Regions from separate parts of the Homo sapiens genome. Here region 1 is linked to region 2. Evidence: read pairs that join two places in POLR2A ChIA-PET (ENCODE). Cell type or tissue: Panc1. All regions are shown on one strand. Each heading gives the region's core, and the rest is flanking DNA. Links, peaks and the distances in the headings are about the cores only.

Region 1 (15,553 bases), core at 7,396-11,395, 110 kb after region 2:
TACTATTAATTACCTCTTTGACAGTGAACATGTTATTAAACTCTGTACCTAGCTTATTCATCTGTAAAGTGGGAATGGTAATTGTTCCTACTTCATGAGGCAGTTGTGACAATTAAAAGAAAATGACACATGTAAAGCAGTGCCTGCTATGCCGTGTTTTCTAGATGTGAGCCATTGCCGCTGCTGCTGCTGTTCTGCCTCTTCCTCTTCCTGCTGTCACTGCTATTGGCAGTTTGTAATAGTTTAGTTTTCCTTCATGCCCTGATTTTGTACCACCATTTGGCTTAGAATGGGGGACAGCAGTTATGCCATGTAAGTGATATCCAGTTTATTTAATCAAGAGCTGGAGTTAATTTGGGGGGTTATTTAGACATTTTAATCAGTTTGTGCTTGTCCCTCAAGTTTTCCCTTCTTCAGTCTATAGGCCATTTTCCCAAATCAGTTTGTGCTTGTCCCTCAAGTTTTCCCTTCTTCAGTCTATAGGCCATTTTCCCAGTTGGTTAGAGATGGGAACTGTGGGAATAGAAAGAAAGAAATGCAAATGCTGGCCTTACGATAATTCCCTCTTCAAATCTCCTCTTCTTTCTGACCTAAAATAGCTTACTTACCCAAACAAATCTATCTGAAATTCCCAAACAAAAATCTATATAATGTGATCCGGGAACATGAAGGTTCTTTGGTCACTCTCCCTTCCCTGCTAATCCAAACACCTTTTTTCACTTATTAATTCACTATAAAGTGGTGTGTTTCTGCTTGGTTTTAATTCCACATGCCCGAGTTTAGGAATGTAATTCCTGGCAAATATTTTTGGGGGTTTATAGATTGACACTGGCCTCAAAGTGGACATGTAAAAAAAGTCCCATTTCTTCCCAAGTGGAATAGTAGTTCAGGTGTTTTTCTCTGACCTTCTGATTCATCAAGTCCATGTTTTTGTTTTTTTATTTGAGACAGAGTCTCGCTCTGTCGCCAGGCTGGAGTTCAATGGTGCGATCTTGGCTCACTGCAACCTCCGCCTCCTGGGTTCAAGCAATTCTTCTGCCTTAGCCTCCCGAGTAGCTGGGATTACAGGTATATGTCATCATGCCCAGCTAATTTTTTGTATTTTTAGTAAAAATGGGGTTTCACGATGCTGGCCAGGCTGGTCTTGAACTCCTGACCTCGTGATCTGCCTGCCTTGGCCTCCCAAAGTGCTGGGATTACAGTTGTGAGCCACTGCACCCGGCCAAGTCCATGTTCTTAAACTTGGAAAGTCTCTAAAGTTAGTGTTTTATAGATTTTACTGTTTTATTTTTGTGTTTCTTCATCCCTACTGTCTTTTATTTTGCTTATGTTCAAACTGCTACCTGAAATATAATAAATAATAGCATTCTCATTCAGAATTATTTTTACATATTTTTTGTCAACAGAGTACTGTTTCACCTTGTCTTGAAACATTAAAAACACTTTCAATAAATGCATAAATTCTTTGTTTTAAAGGTAGACTAATTATCCTGGATTTTAAATAGAGAAATCCTGAGAGAACATTTTCAGAATGAATCTCTCAGTCCCATACTTTTGAGAAGTTCATAGCTAGGTTTGATGCAGTCTGTGTTTGTATCCTTATAAACGCTATCTGTTTTATTTTTACTTTTTAATAAATTAACAGAAGTTGTCATATTTATTCTTTTTGCAACCTCCGCCTCCTGGGCTCAAGTGATTCTCCTGTCTCAGCCTCCCGAGTAGCTGGGATTACAGGTGCCTGCCACCATGTCTGGCTGATTTTTATATTTTTGGTAGAGATGGGGTTTCGCCATTTTGGCCAGGCTGGTCTCAAACTCCTGACCTCAGGTGATCCACCCACCTCGGCCTCCCAAAGTGCTGGGATTATAGGTGTGGGCCACCATGCCCTGCCTCATTTTCTTATTTCATGCTCTCCTCCCTCTAGATTGTAAGCTCCATGAAGGTAGGAACCCTGTCTGTTTTGCTAACCATGCACTCAATATGTAGAGCTACCCTGTCTAGTGTGGTAGCTGTTAGTCTATATGTGGTTATTAACATTTAAATGTAAACTAATTTATATGTAATAAAACTTAAAATTCAGTTTCTTAGTGGCACTAGCCACATTTCAAGTGCTCAACACTTGTGCTCAGCTACTGTATTGAGCAGTGCTAATATAGTGCATTTCTATTATTCTAGGAAGTTGTATGGGACTGTGCGAGAGCACTGATGGGCACATTCTGGTTACGTAGTAATTATTTGTTAAATGAGCGAATGAATGAAGTAGTACTCAGATTGGCAGGTGCCAATTAATGTTGAATGAATCTTGTTTGAATAATCATGTTTAAAAGTTATTTTAGTTTTTAATTAATCCATGTTGACATTTCCCCAGCCAACTTCAAAATACTGGATTTATCATTAGTAAAAGGAAAGTATATAATAGTGGTTAAAAGCACAACTTGTTGCTGATGTCATGGCCAAATTACCTTTACTTATAACTCTAATTTAAAGTCTCAGATTCTCATTAAAATGAGAATAAGAAGTTCTTTTTACCTCTTAATAAGAAGTAAGATAATGCATGTAAAGTGCTTGCACAGTGGCTGACATAATAAAATACTTAATGAGCATTATTTTTACAATAATGAAATAGTGAAATATGTCTAAATTTACCTCATTCGTGGGTGATTTCATGGTTATGAAAAAATTTACTGCTGGTTTTGAGAACTTCTATTATAATTTCACAATTTTCAAAGGTAATGCTATTCACAGTCAAAGCTTATATTTACTGACTTTTAAATATGAAATATAATAGGCTCAATTATTTTTTCCATTGGAATTAACTTTTCTTCCTTTATTTTTTAATGACTATGTAAGCAGGTAAACTCTCAAGAAGAGAGTTTCATACTACTTTTATAGGCAACTTGAATTTTAAAACTAATGTACAAATATCTCTGCTTTTGTTTTGGAGTAGTCCACGAATAATTTGTTCCCAGCTGTATCAATTTAAATGGGCTTCTCTTTGGGAAAAAATTAATAAAGAATGGATAAAGTAGTGGTTATTTACCTAAGGATGAATTCCAGGTTTTATTTAGGCACCTAACTCTGTTATGATTTAATTTCTAGAAAAGCAATTAAAGCAAGAGCTTTTCGTGAACAGTAATGTCTGATTTAACTGGGGTTATTGCCTCACGTCCATGCTTTAGCGTATTGTTTTTTCTCTGGGATTTGAAAACAGAATTTGTTGTTATAATAACAATAGGTAGTTAAACATATACTACCAAAATACCAGCTGACTTTATCAAATGTAAATTTCCTTCATTTTTTTTTGTGTTACTTTCACTCTGGTTGTTATGGTACCTTTGTTTTTAGTATAAACTTGTACTCATATTTCATAGTCCACCTGAACCTCTCAAGTTCACATTAGAGGTGACTTGAATTTTTCATCTGGGTTTTTCATTGACAAATATTTCTTAATGTTTAGACAATGAAAATATGCTACAGAAAAATGGCAGACTAAGCATATACATTTGTTTCATTTTTTGAAAAATTTTACTTGAAGTTCTGGGATACATGTGCTCAATGTGCAGGTTTGTTACATAGGTATACGTGTTCCATTGTGGTTTGCTGCCCCTGTCAACCCATCACCTAGGTGTTAAGACCCGCATGCATTAGCTATTTGTCCTGATGCTCTCCCTCCTCTTGCCCCACCTCCATCTGACAGGCCTTGGTGTGTATTTTTTCCCCTCCCTGTGTCCATGTGTTCTCATTGTTCAGCTCTCAGTTATGAGTGAGAATATGCAGTGTTTGGTTTTCTGTTCCTGTGTTAGTTTCCTGAGGATGATGGCTTCCAGCTTCATCCACGTCCCTGCAAAGGACATGTTTTCATTCCTTTTTATGGCTGCATAGTATTCCATGGTGGTATATGCATTTATTTCACTTCCTCCAAATAAAATAACAGTAAAGGGATTTTTAAATGCAGAAAGCCAGTGAGACAAAGGGACTCTATAAAGCCTGTGGATAATTGTGATTAACCTAGAAGTCCTTACATGCTGAAACCTAAGCTACTATTGAGAGACATTGAGAAGCAACCTTATTTTCATTTCAGAACCTCCAACTGACTCAACAGTGAGAGTGAGGCTAAGAATAGTAGGATTTATTAGTCATGTGTTTAAAGTGAACTTGGATCCCAGATGCCTCCTCACACTCCAGTAAAACCAGTAGTTTATTCTGTGGAGAATGTGAACTAGAGAACTCGGTTGGGGATACCAAGGTACAGACAGAGGGTGAAAGATGAAATGAAATGCTTAGTAAACAGTAAGACAACCCTGGCTGACTTCTTCCACTTATTGCCAAAGTTTTGGCAGTCAGCTTTACATTCTCTAAACATGGAATGGGAAGATACTTCCTTGGAGAACCTGACTGATCTATGCAAAAGACCGATAGACACTGATGGCTGGGGTCTGCCAGCAGGACTTCTGTGCAGTGAAGCCCACTTGTTCACAAGCCCCACCCATGGACACTGACTTTCTTGCCACCTTTTTAGGGCTTCATCTTCAATATGAGTAATAACCAGTAATCACCTGATATTTAAAGCAATTCAGAAGCCAAAACAAACCTAGCGAAAACAAGGAAATTGTCATAAAGAGACAATGAAGGGAGAAGAAAACTTAAAAATATTATCATGGATATTCTCAGAAAGATCAGAGAATATACTGTAATCAGAAAATAAGTATAGACACTAAAAGAAAAGGAAGCTTTAGGTTCTAAAAATGTACTCCTGAAAAATGGAACTGATAGAAGAAATAAGAAACTCAAAATGTTTTTTGAATATAAAGAAGAGGAAGCTACCCAGAAAGTAGAAAAAAAAATTACAAAATGAAAAACAAAAGAGAAAATACAAAAGTAGAGACTTAGACCAGGAGGTCCTACTCTGAGCAACTGAATTTTTTAGAAAAAGGAAAAGTATATATAGCAAGGAAACTATCAAAGAAATAGCAAAAGAAAATTTCCCGGACTTTAGGAAAATGATTTTCAAGTTTGAAAAGGCCTATTGTGTTTCCAATATGCTGAATTTTTCAAAAAACACCCATACTAATGTATAGCACCATAACATTTCAGAACATCAGGGGTAAAAATGAAGATCCTAGACTCCAGACAGAAGAAAACAGACAGGCTCTATACAAAAAATTGGGAGTCAGAGTGGCCCCTAACATTCAGCAGGGGTCATTGAAGACAGAACCACAAGGGCTTCAAAATTATGGGGCAAAAAAAAAAAAAAAAAAAAAAAACCAAACCTCTTTCAATCTACAATTTGAAACCAAGACAAACGGTCCATCATGTGTAAAGGTAAAATAAACACATTTTTCATCATATACAGTTTCAAAAATGTACATTTCTAATGCTCTTTCTTAGGAAGTCCCTGAAGTATGTGCCCTACCAAAATAAAAAAGTAAAAGCATGGAAAGAGGGAGGTCCAGGATCCAGGAAGTAAGGCTCCAAGACAGGGGGAACGTGAAGGGGATACACAAGGTGGTGAGGAATGTGGATCCCGTGATGAAAGCTCTTCGGAGCCTTAGAGAGTAATCAGTTCAGAGTGGAGCAGTCATATATCTGGGAAAGAAGCCTGCAGAAAGACAGAAATGTTAGAGTAATGATAGAATGGGTGGTGCTTCAATGTATTGAAAGGAGGGCTCCACTTCTGGTGGTGTAAAGTAATAAAATTAACGAGGGGGACATAGGATCACTAAGAGTTGGGGGGAAAGATAATTATTAACAAACAGAAGACAAATATATAAAAATGGAAGGGTATTCTTAGTATACTGTGAATAGCATTTACATAGATTCAATAAGTAAACACTGAATTTTAGTCTCACAAAAATGTGGTGTATCTGTAATTCGTCCTCTGTGATATGATTCTCACTTCATCTCCAACCTCATCCCTCATAACTTCCTGCCAAACTGCTGACAGTTTCCTAAGTGTCCAAAGCCATCTCCTGCCTTTGCTCTTCTCTTTTGCCTTCTGGCTTACTCAGCTCCTGCATCACAGCCTGTGAAGGAAGGCAGTTATGAACCGAATGTCTCCCGCTTCCAGCCCTAGGCGCAGGCCTTGCATACTGTCTTTCTACTTGCCACATTGTACTATAAATGATCCTTTTGATGTCTCTCTGCCCCATTATACTATATATTTCTAAAAGTCATTATCTTTCTTTTTTGTTAATTTTTTTTTATTGGTAGAAATGGGACCTTACTATGTTGACCAGGCTGGTCTTGAATTCCTGGCCTCAAGCAATACCCCCACCTTGACTTCCCAAAGTGTTGGGATTACAGGCATAGTAAATCACTGTGCCCAGCCTCTCTTGCCTTTTTTGGTCTAGTCATTCTTTCAGGGAGATTTTATCCTCTAGATCCACCCCTAATCTAGTTGCCCTTGAACTTCACACTTTGCTGTCTTCTATTGCCTATAATGTGGTCTTTTCTTAAAGATGCTTTTTCTTTCCCCTAAAATTTCTTTATAAGCAGTGAAGCTTCAAGGAAAGTTTGTCCTAGCTTTTCTGTGAGTTGGATGAGGTGCTAGAGATTTGTTTTCTTAGTAGGATTACCTACTGACAATCTGGCTTGTTTTTTTTATATTCAGCCAAGTGTAGACAGTTAGTGGAACTGACTTTTTTGTTTGGTCTTGACTCTTCTTTATTGCATCACTTTCTAGCAGCCTATTAGGACTGCCTCTATTCTTGAAGATAAATGAAAAATACTATTTTGAAAAGAGTGCATTTTTATCTTTGTGGGCAAAATGTTAAGAGGCATAGGATAATAGGAAGAAGGAACAGTTAAGAATTGAGGGTTTTAACTTACCTGCTTAGTCGTGAACTTTTCATAGACATAAAGTTATACATTTTGCTCTTGATACAGTCTGATACCTAGAAAAGTATACAACGTATTCTGTTAGAAAGCAATTACATTCCCCCATATAATCATTCTGCTGGCCATTGGATCTGTAAAACCATGTATTACTAAAATAGAGCAGACAAATTGAAACAATGGATAATCCTTGATAAGATATAATACCTCTGTGTTCCCTTATCAAAACAATCAATGTTAGAATATTATGGCAGGCAGGAAGAGAGGAAGTTGAGATAAGAAATAGTGACTATCAATAAAATATATGAGAAGTAGTTTGGGGGTAGTGTAAGTATGTGCATTATAATACACTAGAAAGATTTAGTTAACCTTTAAAAAAATAGAATTCTTATGCTTTTTAAAGAGTCCCATGTGGTTTAACAATTAAGTTTTTACTTGTAGTAATATTCGGGAGATGTATTTATGATTTAGAGAAGTGGGATGAATCAGTACAGCAGTTGCCTAAAGATACCATTTTCCACTTCGTATGTTGTAAGCATTTATAAAGATATATTGTACACTTTAGAAAAGATTGATCCTCTTAAGGAGCTATACGGAAATGCAGTGAGTCACCTGCAGTATTTTGTTTGCTGCTTAATGTCCTTTGCTCTAGGTGATGCAGAGGAAGGTAATCATGTGGTGACAGGGTGGTTAAATATTAAAATATTATATCTCATCCTTGGGTTACAGCTCTTCTTGCTGTACCTGTAATGTTTTATGATTTACTATTTTTAGATGCCATTTAATACACCAGAATGAAATTTGAATTCAGGCGTTTCAGTCTCATTAAAGATGATATTACCAATGTTTCTCTTCTCCTGGTCCACCTCCTTCCCCAACTCCCAGCCTCTGCTAACTACCATCCTACTTTCTACTTCCGTGAATCCAACTTTTTTAGAGTCTGCGTATAAGTGAAATCTCTGTGCCTGGCTTATTTCACTTAACAATGGGTACACAGTTTCAGTTAGGAGAAATAAGTTCTGGTGACCAATTGCACAGCACAGTGACTATAGTTAATACTAATGTTTTGCGTATTTCAAAATAGCTAACAGAGAGGGTTTTAAATGTTCTTACCACAAAGAAATGATAAATATTTGAGGTGTTGGATATGCTAATTAGCCTGATTTAATCATTTCATAGTTATACATGTATCAAAGCACTACATTGTACACTATAAATATATACAATTATTATTTGTCAATTAAAAACAAAACAAAACTTTTAAAAAAGATGTTTTTAGAGTATGTTTTTCCATCTTCCCACCCAGCTGGTTTATGTCAGGCCCTGGTAGGTCTTTTTCTGTTTGCTTTTGTAAAGTATGTTGAGCTGTACTAATTTAGCATGTGGTGCTGTTATGGAAAAAGGATATTTAGCATTAAAAATATATTTAATCCTAGTTTTCTCAGTAAATACTCTTCCTTTCCAAAAACTAGCATTTTTAATACCTTATTTTAAGAAGAGTTGATTAGAATAAAGAATATAATTGCACATCCGAGCAAATAAAACTGAAAACTTTTGGCAAGCACACAGTGGTCAAACTATCACACAATGGTGTAACTTACTGAAAAAAAAAAAGGGATATAAGTCAGTCAGATCAGAGTTTGAGTTCTGCTTCTAATTTTAGCTTCTTCTGTTACTGAAACAAGAAAAGTTCCTTTGTCCCCCTCGCAGGGCATGCAATGTCGGTGTGGCTTGTTTCTTCAGTGCCCCGCTGCTCAGACCTCTAGGGGAGCATGCAGACTGGCAGGCTGTGAGGTTCCAATCCCACAGCAGTGTCTAGGAGTGAATGTTTACAGATGAAGCCCCCGTGGGCGAGTGTTACAGGGTGCTCTTTTAGTTTTGCTGTCTATAGACAGCTTGTGTTAACCAGCTCAATTAGATCCTCTACCTTATTGCAAGGACAGGGGGTTTTCTGTATCCTGGGGTTATTGCCTTGGCGTATGGGAAGAATCGGATCACACGTGGGCTTAGAGAATGAGTGCAGGGTTTTATTGAGTGGAGGTAGCTCTCAGCAGATGGGGGAGCCACAAGGGAGAATGGTTTTCCCCTGGAGTCCGGCTGCCCCTGCTAAACTCCAAATTCCGCGTCATTCTGCTGGTTAGTGGCCTGCAGCATGCTAGTGCCTGTTGGTGTGTTCCTCTGCCGATGTGCCCCTCTCAATGTCCAGCTGCTTATGTGCCTGCCTGCTAGGTTCTCAGGGTGTTTATAGGCACAAAATGGGGGCGTGGCAAGCCAGGCTGGTCTTGGGAAATGCAACATTTGGGCAGGAAAACAAAAATGCCTGTCCTCATCTAGGTCCATGGGGGTGGAGCCCTAACCAGTGACCCCGCCTTCCTCTACCCAGCACTTCCTTTCCCCACTTCTGTATTATTTAAAGGGACCACTCCCTTCCCTTCCGTATCATTACCACTTAGGCAAATGACTTAACCGCCTTGAGGCTGTCATCTCACCCATAAAATAGAGCCAATAACTAGCTGATAATGTTGTTTTAAGGATAAAGTGAGGTGATATTTGTAAAATGTCTTATGAACTGGGGGCTCATTAAATGTTTTCTTTCCCTTTCTCCTTTGTGTTCACTTCTGCCTATGATTTTACCTTAGATGCAAATAAGACATTACTTTTCAGTCATTCATGGTACTATGTGATTTTATTAAGCTTCAAAATACCACACAAATGGCAGTCTGTTTGTTTCAATTTCTTCATCTATAAAATGAGAATGAAGAATAGTACTTCCTTCAAAAACTAATGTCAAGATTAAGACAATAGAATGCATTTAGCATGATACCTGATGCAGAGTTAAAACTCAATAAATAGAAGTGATTCTTTTTAAAATTAGCATAGTTTCCCAAGTCAGTAAAATATCAAAACATTTTGAACTGAGATATTAGTAATTTCCATGTATAGTATAGCATCCAGTAGTACATGTGTGCTGATGATGTCATCATAGCAACTCAGGGAATAGACAAGAACTGGAGGGAAATATAATAGTAGTATTAGAATATGTCTATGCCTCTTTTCTTTATTAGCCCTTCCTATGAACACCATCACAATAGCAAACATAATTAGTGCTAAAGTAGTTCTTTCTAAAGTTGCATATTAAATTTTGTTATAAGTAGTTTTCTTCAGCCACTTGTTAACCAAACAACATTCTGATTTGATCATAGACTTTTCCCAAAATTATGTTCTGATTTATAAACAGCTTAAGAATTTTGTCATAAAGAAAGAGGAACTAAGTTAACTATTTTAAGTGATTTTATTGTGTTGACTTAAAGGCATAAAACTACTCCATTTACATTGATACTGGTGTTGAGAAAATACTGTTCTTCTATATGGTCTAGAAATTGTGATACCTTCACAGGCATTAACCACATTATTGTTACAAGAACTTAATATCCTTATTAGTTTTTTGAGTTTATTCACACATAAAAATTCTTTGTTAATTGATATTTGAAAAAATAGCATAGAAAAATACATGGTGCCGTCTTTACCAATGGTACTGGAAAGAGATATTAAAACGTGATTGCTCTAGAAGACATTGCAGGAGACAAAATGTGTGATGATTTAAGAGGTTTAAAGAAGATTTTTTTTTTAATGTTTGAAACAAAATCATTGTTAGACAATGTCACAAAGTATTGGTGGAAATTAAGTTTCACTGATCTTTTAGTGAAAATCCTAAGTAATGATAATACCCCCTCCCACTTGGTTGTAACTTAGACTGGGAGACATAAATTAAATTAAATTGAAACCTAGACATAGATGTTTCAATATCATATCCAAACACACAAAAACACACTTCTGTAGATAAAAAAATCTGTGATATTTTCTGAGAACACAAGTCATTTGAAGGACAGTTAAATATGCAGAGAGTTACTAATTATGTGGCAGCAAGATTGGGTAAGTAGTTTTCTAATATTGAGTCATGACTACATACTCATCTACCAATTTGAAAATTGATATGAGATGCAAGCAAGAGTAAAGAAAAGGAATCTAAAACTTATATTTGAGGATCTTAAAACCTTCTGATACAAATTTAATTTGCTGAGTTAACCTTATAGCCTTGTTTATTTCTTCTTAGTCATTTTTTATATATTCCATTTCCTTTCTTTTTGAAAATTATAGTGTGTTACATTTTTCATTCGCTTAACTTAGATCTTAAATTTATCATTTGTATCCTTCTAATTGCCAAAGAATTTTATTTTCTGTAGAAAATAAAGATAAAATTATAGTAACTACGACTTACTAAAAGTGTTTTCATAAGGAAATTGATGCTGTTACTTAAAATCAAATATAGCTGACCCTTGAGCAAATGCAGGGATTGGGGTGCTGACCCCCACTCAGTCAAAAATCTGTGTATAACTTTGACTCCTCTAAAACATATACTAATAGCCTACTGTCTACCTAAGATCATATAAATAGTTGATTAACGTATTTTGTATATGTATTATATATTCTAAAATAAAGTAAGCTAGAGAAAATACTTAAGAAGGAGAAAATATGTTCACTATTCATGAAATAGAAGTGGATCATCATGAAGGTCTTCATCCTTGTCTTCATGTTGAGTAGGCTGAGGGAGAAGAAGTGGAGGGGTCGGTTTTGCTGTCTCTGGGTGGCAGAGGTGGAAGAAAATTTGCTTGTAAGTGGACTCTGCAGTTCACCCTCCTCTTGTTCAGGAGCCAACTGTAGGTGGTAGCTATTATGATGGCTTTAGTGTATACTTTCAGCAGAATTATGTAGTTAGTGTGATTAACTGCATTTGTGAGTCATTAAACTTAAAAGCGATTAAAAAAACCTTTGTCTCTTTAGTTTTTAGGTTGCTTTAACAGTTTATAAAAATAAAAACACTTAATTTTTCAGTTAGAGTTGATCATTATTTTAAATTGTGTATATGGGTATAAACTGGGTATGTCTTAAAAGCCTAATGGAAAAAAAGACAAACATTTGTAATTGTTTCCTCCGCATGGTATACACTGCAATCGCTCAAATTGGGTATTTGAAAGCCTCCATATTTGCCACATGAGCCGCCGTGATAAGTGAAACTGTGATTGCCAAATGACAAAAAGTTTCTATATTTAAAATTCAATTTAGCAAATTGCCATTTTCTATCCCCTTTTCTAATGTTCTCTTATTCTAACAGATCACTATTTTAAAACAAAAGAGAGACCATGCATTTATTTGATTGTCATGAAGAATTAAACATGAAAAGATGAGATGCTGTGGCTATCACTTTTCATTAAAACCAGCTGCTGTGGTTTTAAAACGCAAACCAGATCAAAATCAGCACAAACCCTGGGGGTTTAATTTATATACTGAATGAACCAGCTTGCTTTGAAAGAACACTTCTTTTTTTTTCAGTTTTGGAAGAAACTTGCACATCTATCTCATTTCATCTTTACACTAGCACTGTGAGCTCGGAAGACGAAGAATTATCTCTATTTTACTGACGAGGACATTGAGACAGAGGCCAGAGGCTTAATTGACTTTCCTAGCCCAGTTAGTGCCAGGAATAGTGTTAAAATTCCAGACTATCTCTAGTTCCATAATGTTATTCCAGGCCTCTGTTCTGGCCCAAATTATAGAACGTAGCAATGATGTGCTGCAGTTGGATCCTTAGCCAATCGTGAAGAATTTAGGAATTTTGTAAGCTGCTGTTAAACCACTGACTGCTTGAAATTGGCCATGGTGGGAATATTTATACCATGGAAAACAATAAGCACTACAAATCAGGCCCTCTGCCTTGTCCCACCCTGAGAATTGGTTTACCAGCACACCACTGATTGTATCCAAGTGTAAACTGAAGAAGGAAAACAACAAAAATGGAGCACAGCAATGTAATATACATGTAATTTTATAAGTACATGCATGTATAGGGCAGAGGCCGATCTTTCTTTGCTTCTTAATTTATAAATGTGCTTTTAAGCAGTGGATAGGAAAGCTTAAATTAAAGTCCAGTGTTTTGAGGGCCATTCTTACCCATTTTTTTAAGAACTAGGTCAAGTCCCAGCCCTTCCAGAAAGTAATGACAGTCTTCATGGCCTTTTCCCTCTCCGAACTTCTAGCAGATTTAAAATAGAGCTACATATGTTGGGACTTAATTCCTTACTATTTGTTTTACATGAATTAACTTTGTTTCCCTAAGAATACAATAAACTCTTTGAAGAGTGGGACATGGATTTCCTTCTTTCTTTCTTTGAATAAATATTTAATGAACACCTATTCTGTGCCTGGTACCCTTCTTCTTATTTGAAAAGCAGAAGTCATCAAACAAAAATTCAAGCCTTTTGGGGGCTAAGAGTTTAGTGAAGAGTCAGGTATTAATTTAAGTAAAGGAAAAGTTATGAATGTGATAAATGCTTTGAAAAATTGTCTATAGTATGGAGAGTGTCTGATAGTGGGATTTTATCTATCCAGGACGGTCAGTAAAATCTTCCCCTGAGGACATTGTGATTGAACTGAGATCTGAAGAATGAGACAGAATTAACTCGAAGTGACCAGATCTTGAATATTATTTCTTTATGTAGGCTTTCTGTGCTCTTCCAATCAGAGTTAAGTTCTGTTATTATTTGCATCCGTGTTATGATGAATGTTCCCTTTGTAATGATAAGTACAACTTAAAATTTTACACTTATTCATTATCTGTTTCCCCCCACTAGACTGTTGGCCCTATAGTTGGGACCATGTCTGTTTGGTTCACTTTGGTGGTCCCAATATCCATCACAGGACCTGAAACTTAATAATCAATATTTGTTCATGCTTTCACCCCCTTGGCCCATAAAGCTGGGGTATGTCCTGCCTAACTCACAGTTATTGAGAGGACATAGTAATATAATATATTTGAAAAGACAAAATTCAGAAAACTAAGGCAGGATCCAGGATAGCTTAGTGACACAAACCCGGAGAGGACCAAATATCCAGGAGTGAAAAGAAACAAATTGGGTACAGCAATGTTATCTAGAAGAAAGAAAAGGCCATTCCATTTGGTAAAGAGGAAGTTTTACTAATTATTTGTCTTGTTTGAAGGAAGTTTGTTCAATCTGTAAAATAGATTTAAAAATGGTTTTTGAGGTTAAATATCTGATATTGATTTTTAAAGTTATTTTCTTGTGAAAAGTAAAAGAAGTGTGTAAATGAAAAGTTTCTTGAAAAAAGGATGTGTCCATGTGCATTTGTGCATTTGACAAAGCACATGTTGTCAAATGTGCTTTGAAGGAAAGAAGAAATAAAAGAAGGAAGGGAGGAAAGAAAACCACTTGTAGGCAAAAAGACTGCAAGGTAACTGTTACCTGGTTCTCTGTAAATGATAGGGCTCTGGGTGATACTTTTTGCTTTTGTACTTTTCTGTATTTCTCAACTTTTTAAATTAAATGAGTTTATATTACTTTTATAATGGAATAGTAAACAAAATAACATCTCATAAAATTGATAGTTGATTATGAGTTTGGGCAGAATGTAGAATTATGTCTATATGCTTTGAGAACTCAGAACTATATTTTAGATTTTTCTTTTGTTCACCTAAATCTGCTTATAATTTTAGCATATTAATTTTAAATGCCAGTTGGATCTTTGTTTAAATGTTCATCTATACCTCTGGGGCCTGAGCTCTTTGAGGGTGGAGATCTTTATCTTTGCATTTCTACTATAATTCCTGGCAGCAACACATATTTGTTGAATGAATAACTTTTGAAACTGAGATGTCTTGACCTTTTTATTGCCTTTAATCTATGTGTCTTTCTTTTTTTAGAACACACAAGTGAAAGACACAATGAATGGTCATATTTCTAATCATCCCAGTAGTTTTGGAATGTACCCATCTCAGATGAAGTAAGTTGAAAAGTTTATATTTAATATGTTTTGGGGGAATTTGATTTGGTGATTTTAATTGTTTTATATTTTTAGTGAAAAGATTACTTTCGTTGTGTAGTTCAGTAGTTCATTCCTCATTAATATGTAATATCTTTGTTACAACACATGTTATTAAAAGTTTACTATGTCTGATAAGAATAAGATGGTAAAGTAAATAGCCTTATGATAATGATATTGATCTCACACTTGGAAGATGTTTCTGTTTCATTCTAGTACTTTATGCATTCTTGCTTTTCATGGTTGAATATATAATCTACTTCAGAGCTTTGAATTTCTGTGGTGCATTCTGTTATTGTTATTTATAAAATATTGGCATTTGAGAAGGGTTAAATGTCATTTAGTATAAACTAATCAAGTTATTTACCACTGTGTAAAACTAGAAAAGATCAGGCAAACTAACAAAATATTTCCAGTGGGTCCAGGTATAACTTGAAATCATAACCCTGACTTAATTGGCCATTGTCTTATGTATTACGATTAATGTTATTATTTGACATTGGCCATTGTGGTATATATTTTACTCATCATTTTTTCATAACAGGTAATGTTTACTATTTTGAGAGAATAAAATAAAATGTAATTCTTAATCATGATGCTAAAAGCCCTCAATCTGCCACAGCTTCTCCAGTCATTCGTCTATTCTGGGAATGTTACATTAACTGCATCTTTCCACAGACACTGTGCTATTTCTTGAGTCAGTTCCACGTACCTTTTCCTCACTTGATTCTCTGCCTGTTTATAGAGCTTCTTTCCATTCATTTAGATTCTGCTTGTGTCAATGCGGTAGTAAAGTTTTCTTAGATATGTTGATGAAGAGTTA
Region 2 (15,553 bases), core at 11,370-15,369:
TTTCTAGAGAAGGATTGCCTGCTGTCACAAAATGTTTTAGATCTCTTTATAATGAGGTTCCACTGTGGTGTAGGCTACAGTACTGACAGAGATTATTTGTGCTCTGTTCATCTCAGCTTGGTACATATGCCTGCCAAAATACGGTAACTACAATTATGAATGCTGGGATTTGGATTTACATGTGTCAGGGAAAATGTGAATTAAGTCAATTATTGATACTAGGCAGCCACATTTCATTTCCAACTTATTAACATTATAACCTGATCCACTTATGATATCATCACCATCTCTGTTTACTCTCATTCTTGTCTGAAGCTAGCTCATCAGGAATTTCAGAGAGAACACCTTTGAGCCTGAAACTCTTTAATTATCACCTGGTTCCAGGGAACTGTGAGCTAGAAAGATACCATACTTTAGAGAAAAACATAAAGATCTCTCTATGAAGATTATTTGCATTTGTCTGAGAGATAATGCTATTCATCCATTGTATGGAGGAGTGCCCAGAATAGAAATGAGCAAGGAGCAAAGATTTGCTAAGTGAATAGCTCTCTAATTCCTTTTGAGACCTGTCTTCCAGGTGTAATGTTACTTTGTCTGAAGTATAGTGAATTTCCAAAACTGGGGATATACCAATTTTGGTAGGTGCCAAAACACATCTGAAAGCTGGAAAAAATGAGTTCTATATTTTTTGCAGCCGTCTCTCCCCTTCTTATAGCCCTACTAGGGGATAATTGAAAACTGAGGTAAGGATAGGAAAAGGAGTAACTGGAGATAGGAAAGTGCAAAAAGTATGAAAAAAATAGGAATACGTATAATTGAAGCAGGTGTGCTGAGAAAGGGCTTTGTGCAGTGATGTAGAGATAAAATGAGGCTCTGGGGTAATTTCTGGGATTGACATGCATACACTGCTATTAGTCTATCTAGTTACTAGTCTATCCTTCTCTCTTGCTCATAGGAAGAGAAGGAGAAAAGAAAAAGTTTAGCATAAGTGAAAGATACCAGGTTCGGAGAAAGCTGAAGTGTTTCAAGGGATATTTAGTAGACAGAAAATTGCAGAAAACACTTACACGAGTGATTACATTAGTTTAAGATGTATTGTGAAAGAAACATGGCTTTTTTTTTATAACCGCCTGCACTTACTTTTTTTTCTTTGTGTGGAAAGAGGGGCAGAGAACAGAAAGGAAAAGGCAATGGAGAAAAAGAATATGAACCCAAGATAACCTTGACTCTTTCTTTCCTAACCTTAGACAGGAAAGCAGAAACATGTCATTAGGCCAAATCTAAAGACAATAAAAACTTTAGATTTCTCTTTAGGCCAAGAAATGTCACAGACCAGCTTGGGAAAACATTAAAAGCTCATGAATTAAAACGATATTAGAATAAATAGGTCTTTGGGTTTCTATTTAAATACCTCATTAAAAGTGTAGTAAATGATTTTTTCCAACTAATTTTATCAAGTAAAATCTTCCATCTGGCTTCACTGAGAAAGAATTTCAAAGTTGTGGAATAGTAGACTCAAAGCTGGAAGGAATCTGTCTTTTTATCCAACCCCCTCGTTTTCCTTGAGCAAATTCTACAGTGTAATGTAAACAGAATCTATCGAGCCCACATGCTCCAGACTTGCTCATTAAAAACACAAAACAGCTTCTGTCACTCCTATGTTCCCTTCCAGCTACTAGTCTATCCTCTCTTCCTAGCTAAGCTCCTTGCAACAGCAGTTTACCTTTGCTCTCTCCACTTCTTCACCTTCCTTTCAGCTTCCCAGGCCACAAAGCTGCCACTCCATTGAAATTGCCCACACTTAAATTCCCTCAGAAAGCACACTCTCCCATCTGTGCAAATAAATGTTGGCTTTGAAGCAGGACAGTTGGGTTTCAATCTTGCCTCTCTCATTGATTTCCTGTGTCACCTTAGGCAACTTCACCTCTCTGTGCCTCATTTTCTCATCTGTAAAGTGGGGATAATAATAATCCTTACTTTACAGGGTCTTCATAAGAATTGACTAAATTAAGCTATGTAACCTGGTCAAAACGGTGTCTGGCATGTTACTAAAATACATTTCGGACTGGGTGTGGTGGCTCACACCTGTAATCCCAGCACTTTGAGATGCTGAGGCAAGAGGATCTCTTGAGCCCAAGAGTTTGAGCTTGCAGTGAACTATCATCCTGCCACTGCACTCCAGCCTGGGTGACAGAGGAAGAGCCTGTCTCAAAAAATAAATAAAAAAGGCTGGGCACAGTGGCTTATGCCTGTAATCCCAGCACTTTGGGAGGCCGAGGCGGGTGGATCACCTGAGGTCAGGAGTTCGAGACCAGCCTGGACAACATGGAGAAAACCCGTCTCTACTAAAAATACAAAATATTAGCCAGGCATGGTGGTGCATGCCTGTAATTCTGGCTACTCAGGAGGCTGAGGCAGGAGAATGGCTTGAATCCAGGAGGCGGAAGTTGTGGTGAGCTGAGATCACGCCATTGTACTCCAGCCTGGGCAACAAGAACAAAACTCTGTCTCAAACAAACAAACAAACAAAAAATTAAAACAAACAAAAATAAATAAAATGAAATAAATTGTATTTTGAATACTTAGCTTTCACTATGTTTCTTGCTACATTTGTAGTTTTACTGTTAACCAGTTCACTCCTTCCAAGCTCCCTTCCATCCCTCCCTCTTCCCTGCTTTACTTGGTTCAGTTTTCCTATGTATTTGAGTCTCTCCTGTGGGCCAGGGCACTGGGACTAGTGAGCTAGACAGCACACTGCATGTTTTCATGGGGCTTGAACCCACAGTTTTCATCTCATCACCCTAGTAGCTGCTGCTTCTCAGTTTTCTGTGGAGGCTCCTTTTCTTCTTTCTGCCTCTTGATTTCTTAAATGGTCCTTACATTTTGTCTTCTTATTCCAGTAGAACATTCTGAAGATGAAGACATCCATGCTATACCAAATCTGTCTTCTGTCTTGACTATACTCGTAGGCCTACACTTTACGCTACATATTCGTTGTCTTCACCTGTTAAAAAGGCACTTCAATCCCAAGATCTCCAACATGGAATGGATTACCTCCCCACTGTAGTCCCCTTGCCTGGTTTTACTCAGTAGCCGATGGCACTGCCACCCATCTGGACACCCATATCAGAATCCTCTTTCCTCTTTGACTCCTCCACATCAATCATATGACAATCTGGCTTGCTTCTCAGATGTAATCTCTCTTCTCTACTCTCATGTTTTTAGTTCAGGCCTTCATTATTTTTCTATTTCTTCATGGTTCAATCTTGGTAGGTATTATATGTCCAGGAATTTATTCATTTCTTTTAGGTTTTGCAACTTGTTGGCAAATAGTTGCTCATAATCATCTCTAATTCTTTGCATTTCTGTGGTCTTAGTTGTTATGTCTCCTTGTTTATTTCTGATTTTATTTATTTGGTCTTCTCTCTTTTTTTCTTTTTCTTTTTTCTTTTCTTTTTTGAGACTGAGTCTTGCTCTGTCGCCAGGCTGGAGTGCAGTGGCATGATCTTGGCTCCCTGCAACCTCTGCCTCCCAGGTTCAAGCAATTCCCCTGCCTCAGCCTCCTGAGCAGCTGGGACTACAGGTACGCTCCAACATGCCCAGCTAATTTTTTGTATTTTTTGTAAAGATGGGGTTTCACCGTGTTGGCCAGGATGGTCTCGATCTCCAGACCTTGTGATTTGCCTGCCTTGGCCTCCCAAAGTGCTGGGATTACAGGTGTGAGCTACCGCGCCTTGCCCTTTTTTCTTAGTCTAGACAAAAGTTTGTTGATTTTGTTTATCTTTTCAAAACATCATCTTTCTGTTTTATTGATTTTCTGTATTTTTTTGGTCTCAATTTCATTTATTTCTGCTCTGACCTTTATATTTCTTTCCTTCTACTAATTTTGGTTTGGTTTGTTCTTGCTTTTCTAGTTCCTTGAGGTGTATATTTAGATTGTTTATTTGAAGTCTTTCTACATTTTTGATATAGGCATTTATTGCAATAAATTTCCCTTTTACTGCTGCTTTTGCTGTATCCTATAGATTTTGGTATGTTGTATTTCCATTTTCATTTCTTTCAAGAAACTTTTAAATTTCCCCCTTAATTTCTTCACTGACCCACTGGTCATTCAGGAGAATGTTGTTTGATTTTCACGTGTCTGTGTATTCCCTGAGGTTTCTCTTTTTATTGATTTCTAGTTTTATTTCATTGTGGTCAGAAAAGATACTTGATATGATTTCTACTTGTTTGAATTAGTTGAAACTTGTTTTCTGGCATGAGATATGGTCTATTCTGGAGAATGTTCCATGTGCTGATGAAAAGTATGTGTATTCTGCAGCAGTTGGATGAAATGCTCTGTAAATATCAATTAGGCCTATTTGGTCTTGGGTGTAGTTTAACTCTGTTGATTTTCTGTGTGAATAATCCATCCATTACTGAGAATGGAGAGTAAAATCCCTTACTTTTATTGTATTGCAGTCTATATCTCCTTTTTCATCTATTAATGTTTGCTTTATATACTTGGGAGCTCTGGCGTTGGGTGCACTGATATATAAGTGTTATAAAATTGTTATATCCTCTTGCTGAAATGACCCCTTTATTTGTTTTTTGTTCCTGGAACACCAATAATTCCTGGATTTGGTCTGTTGAGGTAATTTTCTGTATCCTGTGGGTGATCTTTGTTCCTTTTCACTATGTTTTCTTCTTAATTCTTTGACTGTGTACTTTCACATAGCCTGTCTTTAATGAGGGAGGTCTGAAAAAGGATATCCTATTAATATGGAAAGGATTGTTAGGGGTTTGTGCCTAGGGGGACCAACCTGTGGAATGTACCTCCTGCTGCATGGTGCTGCTGATTGGACACTCTGATTTGGTGTTTCCTTTTTTTTTTTTTTTTTTTGAGACAAAGTCTCACTCTGTTGCCCAGGCTGGAGTGCAGTGGTGCAATCTTGGCTCACTGCAAGCTCCGCCTCCTGGGTTCACGCCATTCTCCTGCCTCAGCCTCCTGAGTAGCTAGGACTACAGGCACATGCCACCACGCCCCGCTAATTTTTTTTTTTTTTTTTGTATTTTTAGTAGAGATGGGGTTTCGCCACGTTAGCCAGGATGGTCTTGATCTCCTGACCTCGTGATCCGCCTGCCTCGGCCTCCCAAAGTGCTGGGATTACAGGCATGAGCCACTGCACCCAGCCTTGGCATTTTCTTTTGCCAAGTTACAGAGCAGAGTGTCCAGGGCTGGGGATGGTAGTTCCACTTCCCTTCCTTGTGTCTGGCAGCCCTCAGGGATATTTCTACCTACAGCACCTGGTATGCTTCCTGTGGTTTGAGGCAGGGACAGGTTTCCAGCTAGGGAACCCAAGATGATAGAGAAGCTTGTTGCCCACCTTTATCTCACTTTTCCCGTGTAGAAACCATGAGTAAGGGAAGTTTTCCACACTTTTGGTGCCAGGAAGGAGGAAGCATGTGCTGGATATGGAAGTCTGATTTTCTTACTCTCTGCTCAAAGTTGTTTCACTTTTCTGTGGTCTCGGGAACTATCTCCTCCTCATATTTGAGTTCTGTATATTGCTAGTGATAATCTCAGCACTATATATTTGTTTTTGTTTTTCTGTGGGGTTGTTGAGGGGAAGGGGCTAAGGCCATTTTGGAGCCTGATTTTTCTCTTTATAGAAGACTAGCCTTTGAGATTTCTCTACTTCCTACCTTCCATTCCATCAATCTATCCTACACACTTTCTTTTTTCCCCCTCCAGACAGTTTTAGTGAATGGTAGTACTGTACCACAAGGTATACCAGTTCAGTGTGAGAATTTTCTAATAAATCTTTTCTAATACCTAAAACCGCTTCCTTTTATATCATCCAAATGTCCAAAATCTTTTCTAATACCTAAAACCGCTTCCTTTTATATCATCCAAAGGTCCATCCCAAGCTGAGCGAAGAGAAGCCTGGGTCCTAAGTTTCTTGGACGACGTTTCCAAGACAATGTGCTCTCTCTTTACAAGGAGAGGGGGACAGAGGGAGAGCAAATTTTAGCCTCAAAGAAAGAAGGATTACCAGGCAATAAATATGCTGCTCCATCCTTCTCATGAGGCCTGCCGGCCCTTAAAAAGGAACTACATCCTTAACCCACAGCTATTTTTTGAAGTGGCAGTGGCTCACAGTATTTCTTGCAGTGGAGGGCCCTGAGCTCCTTCTGGAATCTCTACCGCCAGCAGTAGTGGGCCAGGGCATGGTTGGCCTTGACCATCTTGTGCATGTCATGCTTCCTCTTGATCACGGGGCCCTGGTTGCAAAAAGCCTCCAGCAGCCCATGCGACAGCTTCTCTGGCTGGCATCAGCATCCCCTGGTGCCACTTAGTGATCATCCACTTTATGGCCAGGAAGTGGTGATATTGGTAGGGTGAGGATCCAGGGATCCAGGAGAAATGGCCTCCCTTGAGGATGGGTATCAGCCCAATCACAGGCTCATAGTTTTTCACTGCCTAGTTGAAGACGGTGTAGGGCAGGAGTTCCCAACCCCCAGGCCATGGACCCGTGGTAAGGTTCATGGCCTGTTAGAAACCAGGCCACACAGCAGGAGGTGAGTGGCGAGCAAGCAAGGTGAGAAAGCCAGCATTACCGTCTGAGCTTCACCTCCTGTCAGATCAGCAGCAACTTTAGATTCTCATAGAAGCACGAACCCTATTGTAAACTGCACATTCGGGGATCTAGGTTGCATACTCCTTATGAGAATCCAGTGCCTGATGAAATCATCAATCCCTTCCACCCCTCTCCCATCAACCCCCTCTCCCCTGTCGGTGGGAACCAGTTTCTGGTGCCAAAACGGTTGGGGACCTCTGGTATAGGGGTTGTGTTCAATGGTTGCCTGTTCCCCTGCAGAAGCATCATGGTACTTCTCATAGCTTCCAGAACCTGAGTCATGAAGGATCTGGCTAGTACTTTGTTTTCTCCCTTCATCATCATGTTGGTGAATTTACTGATTGTGGGGTCTTCAAACACAGAGCTCGTTGTCATTGTTGGAGCAGCTTTGATGAGCTGAGTCTCCTTGAGTTCCTGATCATTCTTCTCCTCCTCAGTTACTTCAGCCACTGGCTTGCCATAATGTTCCTTGTCAATCAAGGGATCTCTGAATTCAGGACCCTAGCAGCTCCACCTCACCTGAGTTAGCCCTAGAAGCTGCAAGACAGTCTGCCGCAAATCCAGCACAGGCCTGCCCCCTTACACGCTTTCTTTTTCTTTTTTTGAGACCAAGTCTCACTCTGTCACCCAGGCTGGAATGCAGTGATGCGATCTTGGCTCACTGCAAGCTCCGCCTCCTGGCTTCCTGCCATTCTCCTGCCTCAGCCTCCCGAGTAGCTGGGACTACAGGCACCTGCCACCACGCCTGGCTAATTTCTTGTATTTTTAGTAGAGACAGGGTTTCACCATGTTAGCCAGGATGATCTTGATCTCCTGACCTCATGATCCTCCTGCCTCGGCCTCCCAAAGTGCTGGGATTACAGGTGTGAGCCACCATGCCCAGCCCCCTTACACACTTTCTAAAGCACAACTCTGTTTATTAATTCAACCATTTATTCACTCATTCACTCATTTATTTAATAACATGGAATATAAACACACTGTGTGCCAGGAACAGATTATTTTATTTCCCTCTTTAAGTTCCTTTAACAGTGCCTTGACTCCTTGTTATTTGTGTCTATGTACATTCTGTGTTCCTGCCTCCACCTCCTGCCCATTCCCTTGATAAACTGCTACATGTTCTTCATAACTCAGCTCAAATTTCTCCTTATTCATTCATTAAACTCTGCCCAGCACTGGGGATATATAGCAATAAACAAAACTGACAGATATCCCTGCTCTCACAGAATTTACATGAGGGAAACAGACAATAAATAATTGAACGAGATCTTCAGATTGTGATAGGTGCTGTGATAAAAAAGCAATGTAATGCAATAGGGAGAGAGAGAGTGAGTGAGTGTGTGTGTGTGTGTGTGTGTGTATGGGTTTAGGCAGGGTAGGAGTATAGTTTAAATAGGGTGGTTCGTCAGAGAAATCTTTTCTGATGAGGTAGCACTTGAGCTGAGAACTGAATGAAGTGAGTGAGCCATGTAGCAATCTGGAAGAAGAGTGCTCTAGGGCAAGGGAAGAGCAAGTGCTAAGGCGCTGTGGCGAATGCATGTCAGAGCGCTGGAGGAGCAGCATGGAAGTTGGAAGCCATTCAGTGAAAGGAAGCACAGCAAGTCTCTGTGATGTCACTGCTGGTTTTGCACAGCAGCGTCAGGCACTCATTTCCCTGTGCTCAGGTAGCACCTGGTATTAAATTGTACTGGTATGACATGGTATATGGTTGTCATTATTTGTTTATGCTTGTCTAATTGCTAACAACACTGCATGCCCTGAAGGGTGGGGACCATTTTGTACTTTTTTTTTTTTTGTATCCCCAGGGCCCATCCCTGTGCTTGGCAGGTACTTGGACCTTTGCTAAATGGGTGAGTCAGAGGCCCTCAAGATGCTTTCTTATGCTTGAGTCACCTGATTGGGTTTCTTTGTTCTTACTTCTCCTGGTACTCTTCTGGAGTAGGGCTTTCATTACCTCTCTCTCTTAACACTTGATACTGATGTTCGACCAGCTTTGGCTACTTCCCTCAGGGAACCTTGAGTCTTGGACATTCCTGTGTTGATTTCTATTTGTGACCCTCTACTCCTCCTCAGATTTTTTTTTCTTTCTTTTTTTTTTTTTTTTTTTGAGACGGAGTCTCCCACTGTCTCCCAGGCTGGAGTGCAGTGGCACGATCTCGGCTCACTGCAAGCTCCGCCTCCCGGGTTCACGACGTTCTCCTGCCTCAGCCTCCCGAGTAGCTGGGACTACAGGCGCCCACCACCACGCCCAGCTAATTTTTTGTATTTTTTTAGTAGAGACGGGGTTTCACCGTGTTAGCCAGGATGGTCTCCATCTCCTGACCTCGTGATCCGCCCGCCTCGGCCTCCCAAAGTGCTGGGGTTACAGGCATGAGCCACTGCGCCCGGCCTCCTCAGATTTCTTATGTGTTGCAGGGATAAGTATGGCCTGTGTGGGCATTGCCGCTGAAGGGCTCTACATGTTGGAGCTGTGGAAAGGCTCACACTGACAGCAGTAATAAAGGAAGATAAATGCAGAAGGCAGGGGCAGAATATGGAAGGACTTGCAAGTTGAGCGATAATAAAAATATTGGCAATTGACTGTTATTGTTTACAAAAGTCATGCTGAGATTCTACTTTTAATATTTTACAAATACTTCACTATTTATCGTCATAATCTTTTTTGTGCTAGAGTGAATAAGTTTTAAACTTTAGCTTATTTTTCGATGACCAAAATGTCATATATATATATTATAATAATATGGTTTTATAAGATGTCAGATCCTGAAAATAGATGACATCTATAAAATGAGACAATGTATCTCTCTCTTTTTTTCTCAGAGTGGGGAGTGTTGGGTTTTTTTTAAAGATAAGTATCTCAAAAATTGCAAATACAGGTGCGAATCACTAGCAAACAAAAAAGCCTCTAAATGGTTGAAATAGCTTTTATCATGAATATGAGCAAAGTTTATATACCTTATTATAAAACAACTTTTGGCCTTCTGATGTAAAACCTACTTACTCTAATTTCATACATAATTATAATGTTAGTATCTATTTCATTAAGTCACAGCAGATTAAAAGTGATAAATTAACAGGACAGGAAAGGTGGTAGAGGAAATCACAGCAACAAAACAGACGGGAGGATGCCAGATTGCATAGAGGCAGGAAGACTTAGAGAAGCAGACCTCGAGTCCTCAAAATGATAGCCATGACCTCTACATCCAAGACAAAACAACTCAGGCACCCTTTTAGTCACTGTTACATAAGTGCGCAGTGACTTATCTGCAGTATCAAAACAAAAGATTCATTTTTTTTTTAAGTTTGTTTGGTTGGGTTGTTTGTTTTCAAATTCCATTTGGTAGCAAAGCCTGACTTGTCTTGTACTTGTTTGGCAGCAAATCTTATCTGAACTGATGTGAGGCAACTTAGGAAGTTCATTCTAATTTGTGGGAATATGTTTTGCTGCAGAAATAATGTGTTAATTACAGACCTTATTTGGGGTGGGACGAATATATGGTATAAGTACCATGTTCCCTTTACAAAATTAAAAACATCTGGTTGCAAGGGTTTTGATTAAAGGGTCGTGTACCTCTGTAGTACAGTCATGAATGCCCAGAATGATGAGTGTGGTTAATAAGATCAGAAATGCATCCTTTGGCCAGGTGCAGTGGCTCACGCCTGTAATCCTAGCACTTTGGGAGGCCGAGGTGAGCAGATCTCTTGAGGTCAGGAGTTCGAGACCAGCCTGGCCACTATGGCAAAAACCCGTCTCTGCTAAAAATACAAAAATTAGCCGTGTGTGGTGGCACATGCTTGAAATCCCAGTTACTTGGGAGGCTGCGGCAGGAGAATCGCTTGAGCCCAGGAAGCGGAGGTTGTAGTGAGCCAAGATTGTGCCACTGCACTCCAGCCTGGGTGGCAGTGTGAGACTCTGTCTCAAAGAAAGAAAGAAAGAGAGAGAGAGAAAGAGAGAAAGAAGGAAAGAAAGAAAGAAAGAAAGAAAGAAAGAAAGAAAGAAAGAAAGAGAGAGAGAGAGAGAAAGAAAGAAAGAAAGAAAAGAAAGAAAGGGAAGGAGGGAAGGAAGGAAGAAAGGAAGGAAGGATGAAGGAAGGAAAGAAGAGAGGAAGGAAAGAAATGCATCCTTCATACAATAAAGTGAAGAAAATACTTTGAAAGCTTTGCATTTAAAAAGTGTTCATTAAAGTGGTACGAAACTTAATGTTTTTGGAAAGCCAACAAGTGTTTATAGCACACTTTAGAGATTCTCTCTTTCTTTCTCTGTGTGTGTGTTGGGGGTTGTGGATGTGTTTCTGAGTCCTTTAAGATGAAGTTACATTTAAAATCTGTGGGATATATTTGCTCTTGCCTTGCCCAAACTGGGATTTCTTAGCAACCAATGAATTTTTGATTAAAAAAACCAAAGCAAAAACGAAACTGGGATTTCTGTGCTGTGATCAGGAAAATGATCTTTAAGGTTGTTGGAATTACCTTGAGCACAAGTGATCTCGGTGAGATAGGTATTGATAAATGTGCATTTGCATTTTAAAACTTTCCAAATTCGTAATAGGAGTTTTCTTTCGTTTTATTTTCCCTGCTGAGGATTCTGCTGTTAAGGAAGAAGAAAGTTTGGGTGCCAACTAAAGGAAACAGTGTCTGTGTTTGCAATGCCAATGAGCTTACCCAGGGGGAATTGTTAAATAGCCTAAGGATTATTCTAGCTCAGCAATCCTAAAGATACAAAAATGCAACTTTGGACATTAGGGATGGGAGTTTTAAAAATCTGCCCGAGTTCTAGCAGGAGTAAAGAATTGAGAAACATGAAAAATCCACAATGAATAATAAAATATTACTAAGTTAAATTTTCTCTGCCACAAAATAATACTTTTTTGTAGTATTAAAAATGGCTTAAAATTCAATTATAGAAATAAATTAACTGAAATAGTGAAAGTGACTCCTATTACACTGTCACCCCTCTCCCATAAAATACTGGTAGAATGTTGGCTTATATTTATTTGTTATTCTTTTTTATATAAGTTAATTCATACTACATAATGTATTGCAACATGCTGTCTCCCCCCACCTTAATAAATATATATCTTGCTGTCTATCCTAGCTAGTAGTTAATGTCACCACCTCATTCTTTTCAATTGTATAGTAGAATTCCACTTTAAAGCTCTACTATAATTTTAAACAGATAGTTTTTTGAAGATTCCCCCCCCCCACAGTTATTTTATTTTCTTCCCTTTTCATTCTCATCTGCTTTTCTTTTTCTTTCTTTTTTTTTTTTTTTTTGCTTAGGCACAAGTAGGAAAATAAAAAGCCTAGATCTGATTAGAAAAAGCTGTAAATAGTGAGATAAGTGCTGCTCATAAATGGCAAATTTCCAGTTCTGCAGAACAAACAGCACCATTCTCTCAAAAAGATAAAACAAATGTCTCTTTTGCATTTTAAGGAACATTCAGCTGTTACTAGTAAATGGATCAATAACTCTCAAATTCAAAAATTAAATTTCTGTTAGTTATACAGAACATTAAAATTGCTGGAGGAAATCAACCTTTTCATAAAAACCATAAAAACAAACTTTCACATTTAAAATTGGAAACAGAATACCTGTGCTCTTGTTCAGAAAGGAGTTTTTTTTTTTGTTTTAAATCTACAGAGCTCATCAGTCATTCAAAGGTCAGAGATAATAGGGAATGAGACATTCTGATGACCTGAGTCCAGGTAAATAAGAGAATATGACTGGAGCACTTTCACCACAAATTAGAGCAACAATTCCATTGTCCTTCTTCCGTCATTCTGTCTCATCTCTTTTAGCCTTTCCCTAGCCATGGCTGTCTCCCTGCATTAAGGTCCTCCCTACCGTATGCAATTCCACAATTTTTCTCCCAGGAGGGACAAGAATAGTAATTAAGATGAGCACCGATGATTCACCTTACAATACTATTGCAACTTATCTGTGTTAGCTTCCTCATTTCATTCCTTTCCTGCCTTTCAGAGGTAACTACTATTCTGAATTTTGTGATAAACATTCCTTTGTTTACAAACAAATTTTTAACAAATGTCTGCTGCTCCTAAATAATAAATCATTTAGTTATGCTTTTCTGAGCTCTCTAAAAAGGATATCTTATCATGCATAATCTTCTATGACTTTTTTCACTCAACTCTAAGTTTCTAAGAGTAATCTATACTGCGGAACATAGTGGTTGCTTCCTCATGTTCACCGCTATAGAATATTTTGTTAACAGAATATACTAGAATTTATTTCTCTTTCTTGCAGTTTTACATATTTATAAATTTTATTATTATGATTTCTTCTTCTATTCATACATTATTGGGAAGTCTGTTTTTTTTTTTTTTTTTTTTTTTTTTTTTTAGATGGAGTCTCGCTCTATCACCCAGGCTGGAGTGCAGTGGTGGGATTTCAGCTCATTGCAACCTCCTCCTCCTGGGTTCAAGTGATTCTCCTGCCTCAGCCCCCGAGTAGCTGGGATTACAGGCATGTGCCACCACACCCGGGTAATTTTTTTTGTATTTTTAGTAGAGACGGGGTTTCACCATGTTGGTCAGGCTGGTCTTGAACTCTTGACCTCGTGATCTGCCCGCCGTGGCCTCCCAAAGTTCTGGGATTACAGGCATGAGCCAGCATGCCGGGCGGGGAGTCTGTTTTTAAATCCCATTTAAATTAATCTTTAGAAATTAAAAAGTACAATTAATTAAAATTTCATTTTAAACTTAAATGTTTTAAAAATTAGTCGGCTATTGATTTCTAACTGTACTGCCTTACAAACAGATGAGTCAAGATCAGAGGTCAGTGAATCACCACCCTATGGGCCACACTTGGCCTGTCACCTGTTTTTCTACAGCTGGCAAACTAAGAATGGTTGGTACATTTTAAATGGTCAAACAACACAAAAGAAGGATAATATTTTGAGGTCTGTAAAGATTACATAAAATTCAAATTTAGTGGGTCTTACATTAATTGGAACATAGTTAAGGTCATTTGCTTATGTATTGTCTATGGCTGCTATTGAGTTACACAGTGGCAGAGTTGTGTAGTTGCAATAGAGACCACTGACCTCCAAAACCTTAGCTTTTGTTATCAGGTCCTTTACATAAAAAGATTTTTAACCCCTTTTCTAGATGATGCAAATTCTCAGAAATGTATTAAGGTATGCTGGTTAATTTTTACAAATATTTCTTATGGGTTTGTTGAGTATGTGTATTCTCTAATTGCTATATGCCACATATGTATTATATATATGATATATACATATATCGATAGATATAGGTCTCTATATAAGTAATCTATATATATATTGAGAGATAGAGATAGATATAGAGAGATATCAATAACTTAACAGTGGTTGAATGGGTGTTGAAATAGCTACACTATGATAATGAGTTTTTCAATTTCCTCTTGTAGATTTTATCATTATGTGATGACCTTTTCTAGCCACAATAATGCTTTTTTATCTTGAAGCTCATTGCGTGTGATGTCAACATAGCTATACCAGCTTTAATTATTATATAATTGATATATCTTAAGCTTTCCACGTTCTTATGTTTGTAAATAACATATAGCTATATCTTTAAAAACTGCCTTGACTCTGTCTTTTAACTAGAAAGTTTAGTCCATTTATATTGTGATTATTTACATGCTTGAATGTTTTTCTCCTCAGTCTTTACCTTCTATCTATGTGTCTCCTTTCCTTCTACATTTCTTTTTTCTTGCTTTTTTGTGGCTTACAGAGGAAGATTGATTGTTAATATTTGTTTACCTCTTATTCTTTCTCCCTTCCTCTACTGGTTTGGAATTTCTACATCACATTTCCGTTCTTTTAGAGTCTTTAAGATATTGTAGAGCATAATGGTCAAAACCACGTTCTCTGCTTGAATTCAAATCCTAGCTTCATCACATACTAACTCTATGATTTATTATCTTTGTGTGTGTGTGTGTTTACCTGTAAAATTGAGGTTGTGAAGTACCATATGGATCATTTCTGTTAAAATCTTATTGTGAATATTTTTCTTAAGGACACTTAAAATTAATATATTAAACTCCTCAGAACAATACAAAAACCTTAGAATGATTTAACTCTAATTATCCTCCTTCTGATTTGTAAGTTATTCTCTAGCATTTAAACTGTGTCTTTTAAGCCTCACAATTTCATATTATTTATTAATATTATTTTGTACAGACCAGGCCTCTTTATATTAACCCAAATGTTAATCAGCTTCTTTGTTCACCATTTTTTCTTGTATTCCAGTATTTCCTACTGGGTCACTTTCCTTCATCTGAAAGTGTACTTCAGAAGTTCATCTAGTGAAGGCAGTGAAAAGAATAGTTTTTAATCTAAAAATGTCTTAATTACATTTTTGTTCTCAAAATATAATGTTTCTGGACACTAAATTATAGGTTGACAGCTATTTTCATTCAACATTTTGAAGATATTCCACTCTCTTCTGGCTGCCATATTGCTGTTGAAAATTATTCAGTCTACTTGTTTTTCTTTTGTAAATAATATTCCCCCCTTCGATGCTTTTAAGATTGCCTTTCCCCTGGTGTTTTGAAATTTCACTGTAGTTTATATTGGTTTGCTTTTTTTCATGCATCTTATGTGATACATGTATATGTACTGCCTCTATTTCATTTTCTTTTCAGGTATCCTACTTGATACATGTATATAGCCAGGACTTCCTCTTTTTGTAGATTCATGTCCTATGTTAATCTGGGAACAGTGTTAGCTATTGTGTCTTCTCTTGTCTTTACTCCATTCTTTGTGGTCTCTCATTCTGGGATTCTAATTAGAGATGAGTAATATCTTAACATTCTCTATATTCCATATCTCTTAATGTTTATTATTTTCTGTCTTTTTTCACCTTCTGTGGTGCATTCTGCATAATTTCTTCATATGTAGCTTACATTATTCTTTTCAACTATGTTTAAT

The links. ChIA-PET counts read pairs that join two places held together with the same protein. Peaks named below come from ENCODE experiments on the same cell type or tissue, not always from the same donor. Only the 100,000 strongest peaks of a DNase experiment are listed, where the experiment ranks them.
Region 1: POLR2A ChIA-PET joins it to region 2 with 13 read pairs; 4 of 35 experiments call an interaction of 5 or more read pairs at or near these places.

The regions. Positions count from the first base shown.
Region 1 is chr12:15,682,031-15,697,583 of GRCh38, reverse strand. EPS8 (EGFR pathway substrate 8, signaling adaptor) reads left to right here. Exons shown (of 21, transcript NM_004447.6): 2 at 14,612-14,691. The coding sequence starts at 14,633. Among named protein-coding and RNA genes, the nearest start is that of EPS8, 100 kb to the left of the region's middle. In Panc1, for the core only: no CTCF peak of the experiment used is centred there; a DNase peak (open chromatin) is centred at 9,093; H3K4me3 peaks cover 1,583 bases; H3K27ac peaks cover 2,236 bases.
Region 2 is chr12:15,794,795-15,810,347 of GRCh38, reverse strand. It overlaps the pseudogene MRPS7P2. Among named protein-coding and RNA genes, the nearest start is that of EPS8, 13 kb to the right of the region's middle. In Panc1, for the core only: no CTCF peak of the experiment used is centred there; a DNase peak (open chromatin) is centred at 13,456; H3K4me3 peaks cover 401 bases; H3K27ac peaks cover 3,553 bases.